2 separate regions of the Mus musculus genome follow, and region 2 is linked to region 1. The links are chromatin loops, found by intact Hi-C in ENCODE. Cell type or tissue: heart. All regions are shown on one strand. Each heading gives the region's core, and the rest is flanking DNA. Links, peaks and the distances in the headings are about the cores only. Region 1 has its middle 2.2 kb from the start of Gm33641. Region 2 holds the start of Prkci (protein kinase C, iota).

The links. Peaks named below come from ENCODE experiments on the same cell type or tissue, not always from the same donor. Only the 100,000 strongest peaks of a DNase experiment are listed, where the experiment ranks them.
Region 2: a loop joins it to region 1, with 4 times the contacts of the local background. A loop is called at or near these places in 5 of 42 quality-filtered maps.

What each region holds. Positions count from the first base shown.
Region 1 is chr3:31,055,903-31,058,819 of GRCm38, forward strand. No RefSeq gene overlaps it. Among named protein-coding and RNA genes, the nearest start is that of Gm33641, 2.2 kb to the right of the region's middle. In heart, for the core only: CTCF peaks have their summits at 202 (motif pointing right), 866 (motif pointing right) and 1,574 (motif pointing right); DNase peaks (open chromatin) are centred at 459, 1,089 and 1,569; H3K4me3 peaks cover 1,322 bases; H3K27ac peaks cover 1,216 bases.
Region 2 is chr3:30,994,177-30,997,093 of GRCm38, forward strand. Prkci (protein kinase C, iota) reads left to right here and starts at 1,595. Exons shown (of 18, transcript NM_008857.3): 1 at 1,595-1,909. The coding sequence starts at 1,809. In heart, for the core only: a CTCF peak has its summit at 1,747; DNase peaks (open chromatin) are centred at 1,265 and 1,585; H3K4me3 peaks cover 2,248 bases; H3K27ac peaks cover 2,141 bases.

The DNA.
Region 1 (2,917 bases), core at 146-2,645:
CACACATACACGGCTGAGAAGCAACCCTTATGTTTTTGTGTCAACCTTGATGTTTTTCTAAACTTTCCTTATTTTAAGCTTAAAAGTTTAGTTCGTGCATTGATTGGGAGGTTTTAGAATATACTGGTTTTTTTTTTTTTTTAAATATTTATTATATGTAAGTACACTGTAGCTGTCTTCAGACACTCCAGAAGAGGGAGTCAGATCTTGTGATCCGATGGTTGTAAGCCACCATGTGGTTGCTGGGATTTGAACTCCTGACCTTCGGAAGAGCTGTCGGGTGCTCTTACCCACTGAGCCATCTCACCAGCCCCCGAAATATACTGTTTTTATTTGAGAATTCCATGCGTTTGTACAATGTATTTTGTTCATCCACCCTCCATATTCCATCTCAGCTCTAACTGGACCCCCTCCTCGCTGCAGCTAGATCCCTACTTGTCTTCCTCCCCTTCATAACTCATAGCCAATCAGAGCTGCCCCTGTGCACAGGGCTCTGGAGCCATCCACAGGACCACAGAGCAAACTACCAGCAGCTACGCTAAAAAATGACCCCCCTTCCCTCAGCAACCACCAGCTGCCGGTAGGTCCTTCCCTAGGAGTGGGACCTTGAGGCAACCCCCCCCCCCCGCGCGCACGCGCGCCCCAATTCATTTTGGAATTTGGTTTCATTTTTGTGCAAGTCTTACCGGCAGGCAGCCACAGCAACCGGGTGCATGAGTACAGTAGCCAGGTCAAGTTCGACAGAGCATTTTACTCCTTGGGATAGAGTATTGACATAGATGTCCAAGTTTTATGGCTGAATACACCTTTTTTTTTTTTTTTTAAGATTTATTTATTATATGTAAGTACACCGTAGCTGTCTTCAGACACTCCAGAAGAGGGCGTCAGATCTCGTTACGGATGGATGGTTGTGAGCCACCATGTCCGGAATTGAACTCATGACCTTCCGAAGAGCAGTCAGCGCTCTTAACCGCTGAGCCATCTCTCCAGCCCCCACCTATCGTTTATTCTTAGCACGGTGAAATTTGAGTTCACATTAACTGTTGCCCACTACAAACAAACAAACAAACAAGCAAGCAAGCTTTTCAGCCGAGGTGGAAAACAGATACATTTGATACATTTACGGTGAGAGTTGCTGGCACGGCGGCACGGAGCGGAATGTGGAAGATCCCTCCGGCTCTAGCAGGTTCCATGTTTTGCTGTGTAGGGAGGGAGGAGTGAAAACTGTTTTTTCTCAGCAGCAGCGGGGTTCTGGTGTGGGGGAGGGCGGGGAGGGGGAGGTGTAAATCGGCGCTCCACTGTGGCCCTGCAAGTCTGAGAGGAGGCAACATAAGTTCTACGGGAGTTGGAAAAGTGCAATTTTAAGGAATTTTTTGTTTGATACTATGAACAAATGTGTTGCAGAAAAGTTGATTTAGAATTTTTTTTTAAAGCATACGCATGCGTTTATGTAGGAGGTATTTCCTGGGTTAAAATGGTCTCTCCCTAGCAGTGTGGTTTGGGCTTGTAGGAGATCGGAAGTGGGACAGACAACTTTGGCCCTGGTTGGCTGAATGATGATGCTATGTCTCACCACTAGGGGTCAGTCTCTTGCCTAATGATGGTCAGAGTTACCCTGCAGAAGCGGTCTGAACTCACCCGCAAGTAGCCAGTGACCAAGAAGTTCAGGATTTTATCGGTGTTCATCTGTGTCTCGATTTTAATCGACTCAATATACTATACAAATTGATCTTCAGAATGAAATCTAAGTTATTTTGGAGTTTGACTTAAGTAGGATTCTTTCCCTCTGTAGGTACTGTAACTCTATGTTATCTTTATGGACTATGAGTGAGAACCTCCTTTGTGAGGAAATATATGTGAGGGTTTAAGTATGCCATGTTTCTCCTATGAAGAAGAATATTTCTAGTTGATAATGAAACTAAGGTGGGCAGAGGCAGCCACAGCAGGTACCTCTAATCTCAGTCTGGTTAAACGAGGTCCTGTCTCAAATCAATATAAATAAATAAATACAAATAAAATTAAAGTTGACTCGGTTATTAATGTGCACAGGAACTTAGTTATATCAAACGTTACAGGACATTAAAGTGGTGTCCTTTATTGATTTAACCTATAAATTCAGACACTCAGATTGTCATTCATAAACATGATTTAGCAGGGGCTATAGTGAGGCCCTAATTTGAATCCCTGGGACTGATAGAAAAATAACCAACTAAACAACCATATGAAAACAATATGGCTTAAGCTGACACTGATTAAAAGCACTCATCGCTCTTACAGAGGACCTGGGTTCAGTTCCCAGCACCCACATGGTGGCTCATGACCATTTGCAATCCCAGTTCTAAGAGGTCTGACGCCCTTGTCTCACCTATGTACCTGCCATTCATGGGGTGGACATATATAAAACAGTCACACTCATTATATATATATAAAACTTACCAAAAAAAATCCCACATGATTTTAGAAGCATTGGCTGGGGTTTTAAATGTTTAATCGTTAAGGCGTGTGTGCGTAGGTGTGGGCTTGAGCATGCCGAGGTGTGCATGCAGCAGTCAGAACAGCCTGCAGGAGGTGGTTCTCTGCTTCACTGTGTGTTTAGGGCTAGAACTTTGGCAGCCAGGCTTGCCTACCCGGTGACTTGCCAACTGGGCTACCGCGCTAGTGGTTGTGTTAATAGTAGGTAAGTGCCGGGCAGTGGTGGCACACGCCTTTAATCCCAGCACTCAGGAGGCAGAGGCAGGTAGAGTTCTGAGTTCGAGGCTAGCCTGGTCTACAAAGTGAGTTCCAGGACAGCCAGGGCTACACAGAGAAGCCCTGTCTCGAAAAAAAAAAAACTTAGTTGGTAAATGTGAGATGATGGTGTGGAGGGTGGAGGTAAATGGTTTAAACCAGCTGCCAAGAAAGGATATTTGTCTTCCTA
Region 2 (2,917 bases), core at 246-2,745, 62 kb before region 1:
ATATCTACTTCTTATATGCTAGTTATTTTTCTAGAGCTTTATATAATTGTAAACTTGTCACAAAGCATTAAAAAGTTTCAATAATGCAATTAAAAATTGGTGATCTCTGCCTGGAGAGATGGTTCAGTAGTTAAAGGCACTGGCTGTTCCTCCTGGGAACCTGGGTTTGATTCCCAGCACAACTATCTGAAACTCCAGTTCCAGTGTATCTGGCACCCCTTTCTGACCTCTGCAGGAACCAGGCGGTGTGTGGTGCTCATACATAAAATAATAATTAAAAAAAATGACCATCAGCAATCAATCCATATTTAACGTGATGATGCAGCCTCTAATTGTTAAAAAAAAAAAAGTTATTTAGTGGAAATTTTCATATACTCCAAATTTGTGGACGTTGGATGAAGCTAGTACCAAGCTAAGTGTCACACATAGTAGCTCTGATAAAGCAAGCAACCAAATCTAATGTATGATTATAAAGAAAGCTGCTGGGTAGTGGTGACACATGCCCTTAATAGGACCCAGGAGGCACTAGCAGGCGAATCTCTGAGTTTGAGTCTAGCCTGACAGAATGAGTTCAAGGACAGCTACAGAGAGAAAACCTCTTACCAACCAAAAACAAACAAACAATAACAAAAAGAAAGCCATATCTTTGCTTATTTCAACAATTTGCACATGTTGCTATCTGAGCTGACCTGGTGGCTAGATTCAAGCTACCTTAAGGGTAGAGTAAGTGATACAGGCAAGATCTGAGGAAGTCCGAAAGTAAGTTACACGGACAGATTTTTTTTTCTAATTCTCGACCAGACTAGTGTAAGTAAAATAAATGCTAATGAACTGACACACTAGTTAAGTATTCACTGGGCACTTTCTTCTATAGAATGGCAATATTCACGGGTTGAGGGCCTTGAAGAAGTCTCTCTCCTGTGGTATCTCCCAATTGAGTTTCTTCTTTCGTTGCATTCACTAATGCTTTTGCTACCTACATTATTAAATTCTCCCCGAAAAGGATTTGCTGAGCAGGTAATCAAATCTTGTTCCCCCAAAAGGGAACTGTTTAATTTCAATGATCAATGAAATTGACATGGAGAATTTAATTGGAAGGAGATTCTACATCTTGACGAAGCCATCTTTCCAGTGCCCTCAGATACTCAAGCGGTTTTCAGGACTTCCATGCCTACAACTCCCGGGAAGCACAAGATCGAAAACGCGGCACTCTACACTTAAGGAACAAGTCCCAGAATCCCACCGGGACTCCAAATCCCAGAATCCCGCGCAGCAAATACATTCCGGAAGCGTGGCGGGCTAGCTGGGACGAGACTAAATAGAAGAAATAGGGGAAGCAACCTTGAGCGTGGGTGCTCTGTAGGTTGTTTTGTAGAAATCCTTCCATTTAAAGGCGTGGTTTACAATTACTTATATTAATATCCAAGTATATTCCCATTTCAGAGCGTCTGTTAGTAGGCTGGTGGGTTCTGTTCCCTCTGCTAGCCTCTTCTCCCCCCCGTGAGGATGAGAGCGCCGGGGCTCCGCGACTCCTGAGCCCGCCCTGCCGCGGAATGCGGCCTTGGGAGCGAGCGTGGTGGGAGGAGCCGCGGCGGGAGGCGTGTTGTGCCGGGCGGAGGGAGGAGCGCTGGGGCTCGGGCTTGGCGGCGAAGCGACCCCTTGCTCGCTCCGCGCCGCGGGCTAGGCGTGTTGGTCGGCGAGGCGGGCGGCCACGGCTTCCCGACAGGCTCGGGAGGCCGAGACCCTCGCGGCGCCCGGCGCTGCCCCGGCCCCCTCGGCCTCCTGCGGCGAGGCGGGGGAGTGAGGAGATGCCGACCCAGAGGGACAGCAGCACCATGTCCCACACGGTCGCGTGCGGCGGCGGCGGGGACCATTCCCACCAGGTCCGGGTGAAAGCCTACTACCGCGGGTGAGTGTTGGCGGTCAGGGACCCGAGCGATCGTGGGGGCGGCGAGAGGTGCGGTTGGTGGCACCCTGGACGTATGAGTGTAGGTCGCCAGGAGTCGGCGGAGGAGAGTGGGCGCAACCGGAGGGGAGGACAAATCAGCTGACGGAGAAATTTGCAACTGTTTCGGGACTGGGTGGATTGAAGATTTCGAGGGAAGCCTCTGTTCACTCACTACTGTGGGCACGCAAGCCTGGACTGCTTCGTTAGGTGGCTCCTTTCATTGCAGACAGGCCTGAAGCCTCCGTCTTATAAATCAGGTTTACATCTATCCTTCGCCGTGGGAGAGTTCATGAAATAAGTCTGGACTATGGTCAGAGAGCCGCTATAGGTGTTAGAGTTAGTACCAAAGTCGATACTTTTTAATAGGATGTGCACTGGATCCTGGGTGGTCAGAATTAAGGTGCAAATGTGCTGACCCACATTTTGGAAGTTAGGGTGAGCTATCGAAAGGTGAGAAGCCAAGGCTTTAAATTCTAGAAACGATCTTTACCCCACTTGATTACCAAACGTTTAAACTAATGTCTCTGCCAAAAGTAATCCAGTTCTGAGCATAGCCCAAATCATTTTCTATCGTGACTTATCATAAAGTTCTTCCTCTCCTTTGACTTCAGTGTGTGGTTTGAGATAATTTAGGATCTCTGCTGAGGTGAAAGGCCAGCGTGAGCATAAAGACTGGAGAGCAGGGATTAACAGAAGACCTCTCTGCTTGTCTAGGCAGAAATAAATTGCTTTTAAAAGCTTCAAGTGCTACAAGGTTAAAAGAGCTGTGCGTGCTTTCACATTCCTGAGGGGATCAGTGAAGATAGCAGACCTTCCCGGTTCTTTCTTGTTTTCCTTTCAAGAGAACTGAAGCTGCACATGTCTTAATGTGTACATGTAAGGCCTTAGATTTGTGTGTTATCTTCCAGCCTCTGACATTGACTGATTTGGGACTAATTCGTAGAATTTGCAGTAGACAATGTTCTTTTC